Regions from separate parts of the Homo sapiens genome. Here region 1 is linked to region 2. Evidence: chromatin contacts called from ENCODE Hi-C data. All regions are on one chromosome and are shown on one strand. Each heading gives the region's core, a stretch centred on a gene start or an enhancer-like site at or near the end of the contact. The rest is flanking DNA. Distances are from core to core; before and after follow the strand shown.

Region 1 (5,993 bases), core at 3,148-5,647, 690 kb after region 2:
TTTCCTGCTGTCTTACTGTCTTCTTTGGTGGGTCCCTATTGGCCAATGATCATCTAACTTTAACTTTGGAAAGCTTCCTGGTAGAGTCAAGGGAGGGAGAGCAACAGAAACAAAAAGAGAAAGAGAAAGGGAGGGAGAGAGGGGGATTAGAAATAGGAAAGAGAGCAGAGATAAAGAAGGGGAGAAAGAAGGGGAAAGGGAGCGAGTTAGAAAACTATCTTGCATCGTGCTGAGAATTAAGACAATTGGAATGTAGTTCAATTGCAGCCTCTAATTTGCTGTGAAAAATTGAGCAAGTTACTATTCTCTGTGCCTTGGTTTTCTGATCTATAAAATGAAACCAGGGAATTAGGCAGCCTCAAATCCTTTCTAGGGCTAATGTAGTGGTGTGCAATGCTTAAAAGGCAGTCTTTAATTACAATCTATCCTGCACAGTTACGACCTTACCAAAACAATAAAACCTCTCATAATAAGGCTAATCTAGGCATTTAGAAAGATGTTTTATTATACCATCAATAATATGGAGAAGGAAACTAATAACAAGCTTGCTCTCTGCCATAGATTTTCATACAGTTCTGCTTTTACATGATGACAGACCTAGAAAGTAGCCTATCTCCACTAAAGGAAAGGTAAAATTAAGTTCACAGGTAAATAACTTGACTAGGGTCAGAATATTATTTAGCAAAGTCAGGATTTGATTCTTTCAATTCATTTGTTCCTTCCCTCAATAAATGTTGCTGAACACCATGCCAGGTAGTTCTTTAGGAGAACAAACAGAGTAGGGAACAAAGTATTTCAAAGATCATATTTCTTTTTCTACTACACTGAAGATATATTCCTGCCAGAATTTCTTGAGAATGTCAAGAAATCAGATAATTTAAATTTTCTAAAATACATCAAATATTTGGGAAAAGAGACCTCCAATTCTCTATTATGGTAGCTTTGTAACATTTAGGCTATAAGTCTGCCAATTTTATATTTCAAATGTGAATTTCATCATGAGAAAAAGTGGATTTTATTAATCTCTTCTCTATACAAGCAAAGCGTAACTACATTTTTCTCTCCTTTTTTTAAGGGAGCAGCACTAATACCTTACAATTTTTACTACAAAATGATGGAGCATAAATATAATTTTTGGAAAAAAATTAATTCTTTCATATAAAAAGGCAAACAGAAGGCTATTATTATTAAAAGATTAGTAAAATTATTAAAATGAGCAATTAGAGAACATTAAGCTAGACAATTTACCACATGTACATCCTATTATTCTGTGCACTATACATTAAGCCAAGTACAATGGAGGTTAAAAAGCTCAGAAGAATCCAGATCATACCAAAAGACTTGGCAAGTTCCCTTGACTTCTTTCTAGATTGCTACTACTATTGAAAACAATAATTACTGTTTATTGTGTTCTTAGTATTTGCCTGACACTGTGTTAAGTGTTTGAAAGTATTGTAGCATTCATCTTGATAACTCTGTCATGTAGACATTATCATAAATTCATTTTATAAATGAGAAAGTCTGAGAATTAGAGATGCTAAGTTACTTGCATAAAGGCAGAGAAAAAAATGTGGTAAGGCAGATATTCAAAGCCAGATTCTTCTGAGTCCAAAGTGAATGCTCCCAACATCTAAGCTAATACTCATTTTGAGATTTCAATTCTAAGTAATTAACAGAAAGATTATGTTGTTAATACAACATACCTTAACATACCTTACATACCTTATTTTACTTTTTATTGTGCTTTGCTTTATTGTGTTTTGCACATATTGCTTTTTTTTTTTTTAATAAATTGAAGGTTTATGGCGACCTTGCATCAAGCAAGTCTACTGGTACCATTTTTTTGACAGCACTCACTTCATTTCTCTGTGTCACATTTTGGTTATTATTGCAATTTTTCAAACTTTTTAATTGTTATTATATCTGTTACAGTGATCAGTCCTCCATTACAATAAGCAAGATAGTCTGAGAGATTCTAGAATATTTCTTTTTTCTTCTTCAAACTTTTTTGAGTGTGACTTGCAGTATGAAATACATTTTTATCGCAACCCAGTATACATATAGATGCATATATTTAGCTGAAACAGTATCTCACAGAAGTAATATTTGCCCTTACTATATTATTAAACTCTGACATTTTACTACCATATTTTATTTTATTTTTTTATATTGCTGGATGCAATGAACTAAATTGGTTTCACAACTCAGTAATAGGCCATAACTTACTATTTCAAAAGTATTGGCTGAAAAAACATTAAGAGAGGTAAATGCTGATAATCTGTGTGCCCTAGAGGAAGAGAAGGACTCAGGTAATGTACAGGCCATGTTAGATGATTGTTAAAAGTATGAGGTTTGGGCCAGGCGTTGTGGCTCACACCTGTAATTCCAACACTTTCGGAGGCTGAGGTGGGTGGATCACTTGAGGTCAGGGGTTCTTGACCAGCCTGGCCAACATGGTGAAACCCCATCTCTATTAAAAATACAAAAATTGGCCGTGCATGGTGGGCACACCTGTAATCCCAGCTACCTGGGAGGCTGAGGCAGGAGAATCACTTGAACCCGGGAGGCGGAGGTTGCAGTGAGTTGCGATTGTGCCACTGCGCTCCAGCTCCAGCCTGGGCAACAAGGGCAACAGCAGTCTGAATATATATATATATATATCTCCTCAGGGATAGGAGCAAGCAGGAATCATTTCTTTTTTTTTTTTTTGAGACGGAGTCTCACTCTGTCGCCCAGGATGGAGTGCAGTGGCACCATCTCAGCTCACTACAAGCTCCGCCTCCTGGATTAACGCTGTTCTCCTGCCTTGCCTCCCCAGCAGCTGGGACTACAGGCTCCCGCCACCACACCCAGCTAATTTTTTGTATTTGTAGTAGAGATGGGGTTCCACCATGTTAGCCAGGATGGTCTCGATCTCCTGACCTTGTGATCCGCCCGCCTCGGCCTCCCAAAGTGCTGGGATTACAGGCGTGAGCGACCGCACCCGGTCAGTCATTTCTTAATAAAAGAGTTGCCTGGCCTACCTCTTTAAGAAGAACAGCAACTCACCTTGCAAACATAATTCAAGTATATGTGTGTGTGTGTGTGTATATATATATACACACGCATATATATGTGTATATATATATTTATGTCAAACCTCATATATATGTATATGTGTGTGTGTATATATATGTCAATATATTTTTATGTCAAACCTCATATATATAATATATATAATATTAATAAAATATATTATATATTATATATATTATATATAATAAAATATAATATATATTATATATAATATATAATAAAATATATTATATATTATATATATTATATATAATAAAATATAATATATATTATATATAATATATAATAAAATATATTATATATTATATATATTATATATAATAAAATATATTATATATTATATATATATGAGGTTTGACATAAACCTCAGGGGTGGGGGTGGTGGAAGGGAGAGCATCAGGAAAAATAGCTATTGCATGCTGGGCTTAATACCTAGGTGATAGGTTGATAGGTGCAGCAAACCACCATGGCACACGTTTACCAATGTAACAAACCTGCACATCCTGCACATGTACCCTGCACATTTACCTATGTAACAAACCTGTAGATCCTGCACATGTAACTTAAAATAAATAAATAAATAAGGCTTTAGAATGAAATTGAGTTTAGGGCCATGAATACAGTTTGACGGGTGTGGGCACAGAGGTGATGTTTGGCATCAGAGTAGATAAGTTATTTGAAGAGAGAAAAACAAAAAGAATAGAGTAAAGCAGAAGATGAGAAACTAAACTCTACTGAGTACCCACAGTTCTGCAGTGGAGTAAAGAAGAAGAATTAGAGAAAGTACTCTCTCTATATAGTATTCGTATATGTATATGAATGAAGGATTTAGTAAAGTATAATTTATGGTAATAGTTTTTACCGTCAGAAGTATTTTCTTTATTTTATATTGAAGTTTTTGTTTTAAGATTAATACTGTTGGCCGGGCGCGGTGGCTCACGCTTGTAATCCCAGCACTTTGGGAGGCAGAGGCGGGCGGATCACGAGGTCAGGAGATCGAGACCATCCTGGCTAAAACGGTGAAACCCCGTCTCTACTAAAAATACAAAAACTTAGCCGGGAGTGGTTGTGGGCGCCTGTAGTCCCAGTTACTCGGGAGGCTGGAGAATGGCGTGAACCCGGGAGGCGGGGCTTGCAGTGAGCCGAGATCGCGCTACTGCACTCCAGCCTGGGCGACAGAGCGAGGCTCCGTCTCAAAAAAAAAAAAAAAAAAAAAAGAAAAAGATTAATACTATTGTCAGTATGCTGGTTCATTGTGGAGTATAAAATAATTTATTCTTCTCCATGAGCAAGTCGTGATCAGTTTCTTGTCTAAAAACCTTCCTATAAGTCCAGGAAAGATGGCTTATTCTGCCATCTTGTGGCTTGTTTTATTATGTTATCACTGTACATTGAGAAGTAATGGGTTAAAAGAAAACCAAACCGAAATTTACCCGAAGGTGTATTTTAATTATAGTACATACTAAGTGTATATTGGAGGCCAGGCAATAGAGCTAGGAAAATAAAAATATGAGGTATATCCTTCTCTTAAGGTTGATATTGGGCACCCGTTCAGAATATTCCTTCTCATAAAGTTCTAGGAAATAAAATCATAAATTAAGTAGGAATAAGCCTAACATGAAATGAACAAGATATTTATAAGGAAAATTGTAGAACCCTACTAAGGAACATAGAATAATGAAGGGATATATTGTAATTGTTAAAATATTTATTATTATAATATGCATACATCTTCCAGAGTAAGCTACAGGTCTGAAAATATCACAGGCAAAACCCCCAAAGAATGTTGTTTGTATATTTGAATATTATAACTTGGTAGTATAGTTCAAATGTAAGAGAAAATGTGAAACAATAACAAAAGAAAAATGAAAAAGAAAGGAGAAGAAAAAGGGCTTGCTTAAGATATAAAATGCACCATAACATAACAGTCATTAAAAGACACAAAATATGCAAAAGTAAACAAGTAGGCCAGCTGAATCGCATAGAGTCCAGGAAGAAACTCATGAAAAGTATTGACAGCTGATATTTGAAGTGACATTTTAAGTTGGTGGGGGAAAAAGAGAGCAAGTATTTCATGAATGATGTTTTAAAAATTTACCACGCATTGGGAAAAAATAGAGTTGTTTTCAACTTTAAGCTATATACCAATATGAATTTCTTATGTTTAGAGAGCTAGATGTGACAAAAAAGTCTATGTAAGTGTGATATGGTTTGGCTGTGTCCCCACCCAAATCTCATCTTGAATTGTAGCTCCCATAATTCCCATATGTTGTCGGAGGGACCTGGTAGAAGGTAATTGAATCATGGGGGCAGTTCCCCCATACTGTTCTCATGGTAGTGAATGAGTCCCATGACATCTGATGGTTTTATAAGGGGAAACCCCTTTTGCTTGGCTTTCATTCTCTCCTAAACTGCTCCCATGTAAGATGTACCTTTCACCTTCTGCCGTGAGTGTGAGACCTCCCCAGCCAAGTGGAACTGTGAGTCTATTAAACCTCTTTTCTTCTTTGTAAATTGTCCAGTCTTGGGTATGTCTTTGTCAGCAGCATGAGAACAGACTAATACATTAAATTGGTACTGGTAGACTGGGGTACTGCTGTAAAGATACCCAAAAATATGGAAGTGGTGTTGGAACTGGGTAACAAGCAGGTGTTGGAACAGTTTGGAGGGCTCAGAAGAAGACAGGAAAATGTGGGAAAGTTTGGAACTTCCTGGAAACATTTTCAATGGCTTTGACCAAAATGCTGATAATGATATGGACGATGAAATTCAGGCTGAGGTCATCTCAGATGGAGATGAGGAATTTGTTGGGAACTGGAATAAGGTGACTCTTGCTATATTTTAGCAAGGAGACTGGTGGCATTTTGCCACTGCCCTAGAGATTTGCAGAACTTTGAAATTGAGGGAGATGATTTAGG
Region 2 (5,283 bases), core at 681-3,180:
GGGCAACAAGAGTGAAACCCTGTCTCAAAAAAAAAAAAAAAAAATCTATGTACTTGGCCTACCCTTCCCTACCCTACCATCTGCTCTCATTTCACAGATGAAATGTCTGAGGCTCAGGGAAGTTAAGTGACTTGCCCATACTCTAGCTTGGTGAAAACCTAGGACTCAAATATTCTCAGGAGTTCTATTTCTCTTGCTTTATAAAATGAAATTATTATAATATAAAATTAGCTAAATGTTAACACAATAGCTCCAATATGCTCTTCAGGATTGTTTTATGTGCATAATACATGTACATTAATCCTGTGTACAGAATTCACTTGTTTAACTCTTGGTTATCCATACTCATAGAAGCAACACTCGTTTTGATAAGCATCAGTTGTTGAGTAGAACACCAAAGATCATTGGAGCTTGAAGACACGTTTGGTATCACTACTCCAACACACCTATTAGCAGGGAAACATAGACCTGAAGAAGGCATGCAAATTCTCAAAATCACTTAGTTGTTAAGGAAGCTTCTAGAATATGAGCAATTAATTTTGTTTTATCTTAGGCTTAATATTTTCAGAATTCCATGATAAATAGTGTGAAAATTGTGACTACCAAGTATCTCACAAGAGAAAAAGAGAAAGCTTATAACGAAAGTCCAGAAGTGTGACTTGAGCTCTCTTAGTGATCTCAGATAAACATCTCTAGGCTTGTCAACTCCACCAACTGTCAAATGGGGGCAATAGAGTAGAAGACCTTTACAGTTCTGCTTTTTTCTGAAAACCTTTCTTTTCAATGAAACTGGCAGCTTTGAGAACCAGTCAGTTGACTATGATTTTACTGAATGATTGGAGAGAAAACTCTATATTAAGCCATGCTCCACTGCAGAGGTATTTTTTCCAGGTTGAGAACAGCTATGGAACAATGCAATTGGAGCACTGATGTAATTACTCATGTCCATGGAAGTGTGCAGGCTTTCCTCTTTGGTTCTCTAGATAGAGGATATGTGAGTCTCAAGAGTACAAAAAGGGGAAGCTGGGCACAGTGGCTTATGCCTGTAATTCCAGCACTTTGGGAGGCTAAGGCAGGAGAATTGCTTGAACCTGGGAAGCAGAGGTTGCAGTGAGCCCTGATCATGCCACTGCACTCCAGCCTGGGAGACAAGAGTGAAACTGTCTCAAAAAAAAAAAGGCACAAGAAGGGGAAAAAAAGAACAAGAGAAGCTCTTGAGGTTAAAGCATCTTACACTTCATACACATAATTCTTTTTTGGTGAATATTTTGTTTTCCTAAAAAGTAAGGGCATCTTAGAAGAGGCCTCTCTGTGAATAGTCTCTTTGGAGGAAATGGGGTAAATAAAAGCACAAAGTCTCCAAATTACAAATAATCTGGAGACCATGCTCTCACAAGCTCAATTTATCAAGAGCAATGAGGAAATACTTCCTAATCTTCATCCCAGGGTGATTTAGGCCCAGAGCTCTTGAGAAAGTAAGGTGGGTGTAACCTAGTCTAAGTGACTGGTTCTTCATGGGGTTTAAAATGGCTCAGGGGAGAAAGTGCAGATGATAGCAACATCACCTGTGGTGACTTTGCTCTCTCAGAGCTTACACATTCTAATGAATGCTCTGGAAGGAAAGGGCACCAGGTGATCTGCAGAGTAGCTTTTAGGGTCAAAATGTTCCTACCATGCTGCTGGTTATTCTTTCTGGCACAGACAAAAGTGCACTTATAACACCGAATGCAAATAGCATACCCTTGCATCGGGTCCCTTTCATCAGAGCCAGTGGTCCTATCAATTCGAGGAATTTCATTTTTGGTATCCTGAATAGTGAGGATAAAAAAAATATAGGTGTTTTTTGCTCCCAAGGGCTGGAAGAGTTTTTCACTCAAGAGCCAAATTTGTCTTTCTATTGTAGATGAGAGGGTGAGTGTAGGTGTTTGTTTTACATCAGGATGACAAGCTGTGCATACCTTTCTGAGGCGAGGTCTGGGTGTACTGGGGTGTGTCCCAGAGGAAGTCAATGTTCAGAGCTTTATTTTGTGTGTGTGAGCTATTCAGTTTAATTATACCCATGCTGCCAACTTGCTTTTTATTATTACTCTTATTCACTTTAATATTCCCTTCCCTTGGCTAAGCATAAAGAGAAGGTTCGTTATTATTTGAACAGCTTTACATTTATGATGCCCCGTTAGTTTGCAAAGCTGGAGACTTCACTGTGAAAGCGCTGTAATAATACTCAGGGAAGATGAGCTCTAATCCTACTTCTAGCTTGGCGCACAGGAGCTTCGGAATTGCTCAGAATTTAAAGGCGCTTCACTGACATGAGGGAGGAAAGGGATAAAACAGGGCAGAAGGGAGGAACTGGGGATCATAGGAATGAGACTGACAGTACATATGTCTCTGTTCAGTTTTAAATTTTGGTAAGTAGAATAACAGATTATACATTGACATCTTGAGAACAGCAGCTGTCAAAACTGTCAGTCAAAAGGAGATTGATTCCATTCAATTATTTGTTAAACCAAGAAGTTTAAAGATAGGAAAGAACTATGAGGCCATGCAACTCATTTAAAGTCCCTCTGCTTCGCAAATTTATTTAAGATCAGCATCTGAGGGCAAAATAAAAGTTTATTATTATTTCATGTTAACGTAATAGCAAAGATAAGGAAGAACAATATTGTATTAGGCCATTCTCTCATCTCTCTAAAGAAATACCTGAGGCTGGGTAATTTATTTAAAAAAAAGGGGGGAGTGTTTAATTGGCTGATGGTTCTGAAGGCTGAACAGGAAGCATAGCACCATCTACTTCTGGGGGAAGACTTAGGAAGCTTCCAGTCATGGTGGAAGGGGAAGGGAGAGTAGAGTAGGCATGTTGCGTGGCCAGAGCAGGAGCAAGAGAGAGCAAGCAGGGAGGTACTACACACTTTTATATTACTAGATCTTATGAGAACTCAATCGCTATCACAAGGACAGTACCAAGGGGAATGGTGCTAAACCATTCATGAGAAATTCACCTCCATGGTCCACTCACCTCCCACTAGGCCCTAACTCCATCATTGGGGATTACAATTCAATATGAGATTTGGGCAGGCACACACAGGATCTATGTTCTGATGATACATAGATGTGATAAGTGCTAAACACTGGTGATTCAGAATTGGTAAAACTCAATTCGTGTCCTCAAGGAGTGCACCATCTTTTATGGTAGTCAGCTGTGAGCCAATAATGCAAATGTCCTGTGATGGGTGAAGTCACTCAAAAGGTGTGTACCAGCGACTGAAGTGGAAACCAGTAGCTAATATTATGCTTACATTTGACCTGCAGGCTGCAAGGCACAAATAGGTACTCTCTTGCCAAGTTCATTAAATAAACGGGATAGCCCTGAGTTCCACGTCTGCGGATTTCTTTGCTTTTGTTGACTGTGTTTTCAAAATGTGAGTTGCAAAATGAAAATATAAGTGCCTTCTATTTTGGGGAAGAGAGAGATTACACTACACTGTTTCACATATTGATTCCTATAGTTTTGTAGCCTGTACCTCAACTTTTGTGCCACTAAAATAGAGAATACTAATACTGACTTTCTTCACAAAGCATGAAGATGAACTAACATATCTTTAAAATTATCTGAAAAGATGTAATTTATCTTTTTTTTTTTTTTGAGATGGAGTCTTGCTCTGTTGCCCAAGCAGGAGTGCAATGGCATGATCTCGGCTCACTGCAACCTCTGCCTCCTGGGCTCAAGAGATTCTCCTGCCTCAGACTCCTGAGTAGCTGGGACTACAGGCATGCACCACCACACCTGGCTAATATTTGTATTTTTAGTAGAGACGGGGTTTCACCATGTTGGCCAGGCTGGTCTCGAACTCATGACCTCAAGTGATCTGTTCACCTTGGCCTCCCAAAGTGCTGGGATTACAGGTGTGAGCCACCGTGCGCAGCCTGAAAAGATACAGTTTATCATATTAATAACATGATGGATTCAGAATTGTAGAGCTGGAAGGCCTTTAGAGAACTTTTAGTCCAACTTTAGTCCTCAAATTTTAGCATGCTTCAGAATCACCTGAAGGGTGTCAAGAGCAGATTTCATGGCCCATCCCCAGCATTTCTGATTCAGTAATTAAATGGTGGGGCATGGGAATTTGCATTTCTAACAAGTTTCCAGGTGATGCTGATGCTGCTGGTCTGAAAACCATACTTTGAGAACTACTGATCTTGTCCATCCCCTTTAGTGTAAAGATGAGATCACTGAGCACACACTGCCTTTCCTGCCAACCCACCCCAAATAAACACACGATCTAATTAAAGACTGTAGTTTTGTTACACAAAAAATGGCTTTAAGACAAATCTCCTGACTGTTCTTTTAACCAAATCTCAAACAAAAATGCCCTTCTAAAGAGAAGAAATTGGAGTCCATATAATTTTATTTTTCAACTTTAATAAAATAACTTGTGTGGCTTATTTAATTCACTCCTTCCCAATGGCAGATGTCTGAAAACTGATTGGAAACTTTGAGAAATTCCTTTAATATCTCTGTGTTTTTATTCTTTCCATCTGTAAAACGGGGTCAGCTGTATTGTGCCTCATGTGTAAATCTGTGTGCGGTGAGGTTTAGCGGGTAAGTGACTGCAAAACATGTTGCAGATGGATGTGTTATGGGGGAATGCTTAATATCAAAGTGAGATGTCATTTTCTTTCACTCTGCATCTGTAGTTTGTAAAACAAATGCTTCTAAATTCACAGTATTTTTCTCACATGTACTATTTTTTCCAGGGTGATATTTTCTCAAAGACTCATGCTGACTTAAGCTTCTGGAACCTTGTGGGTGGATGTGCTAAATTAAAGACTTGTATTTAAATTTTCTGCATAACACTTGTGGGCTGAATGCATCACAGTGACTGAGGAAAGTAGAGAGTTTTCTAGTCCTGAGAGGCATGAGTAGAACTGTGTTGGTCAGAGGACTATGAATCCAGCAAAGTTTTAAGCCATTACTTTTCCAAAATGAATAAACAGATGCATCCTTGGTTAAAAAAATCTCAAACCCTGGAAAAAAATTCTCAGACACAGTAAAATATAAAGCTAGCTTGCTAGCTAGATAATGGATGGATAGCTAGATGGATGATTAGATAGATAGATAGGGATAGAGAAACAGATGAACAGTATAAAGATATACATATGAATATATAGATTATCAAGAGCACAGTATTTTTTGAAAGAAATTACAAGGAGAGGGAGCAAGATGGCTGACTAGATGCAGGTGGCATGTGCCTTCTCCATGGAGAGGAACCAGAAAAGGGAGTA

What was found. A loop is a pair of places that touch in the nucleus more often than their neighbours do. Pooled maps may share reads with other maps.
Region 1: a loop to region 2 is called in a map with no recorded cell type, with 2.8 times the contacts of the local background. The contact joins two enhancer-like sites. A Hi-C loop is called at or near these places in 1 of 168 maps with a recorded cell type or tissue (A673), 1 of 37 single-sample maps with no recorded cell type and 1 of 50 pooled maps.

What each region holds. Positions count from the first base shown.
Region 1 is chr3:190,197,559-190,203,551 of GRCh38, forward strand. No RefSeq gene overlaps it. Among named protein-coding and RNA genes, the nearest start is that of P3H2-AS1, 80 kb to the left of the region's middle. Within about 2 kb of position 4,398, at least 4 of the 41 ENCODE cell types and tissues checked have a DNase peak (open chromatin) inside an H3K27ac peak, as active enhancers do.
Region 2 is chr3:189,511,506-189,516,788 of GRCh38, forward strand. No RefSeq gene overlaps it. Among named protein-coding and RNA genes, the nearest start is that of TP63, 120 kb to the right of the region's middle. Within about 2 kb of position 1,931, at least 4 of the 41 ENCODE cell types and tissues checked have a DNase peak (open chromatin) inside an H3K27ac peak, as active enhancers do.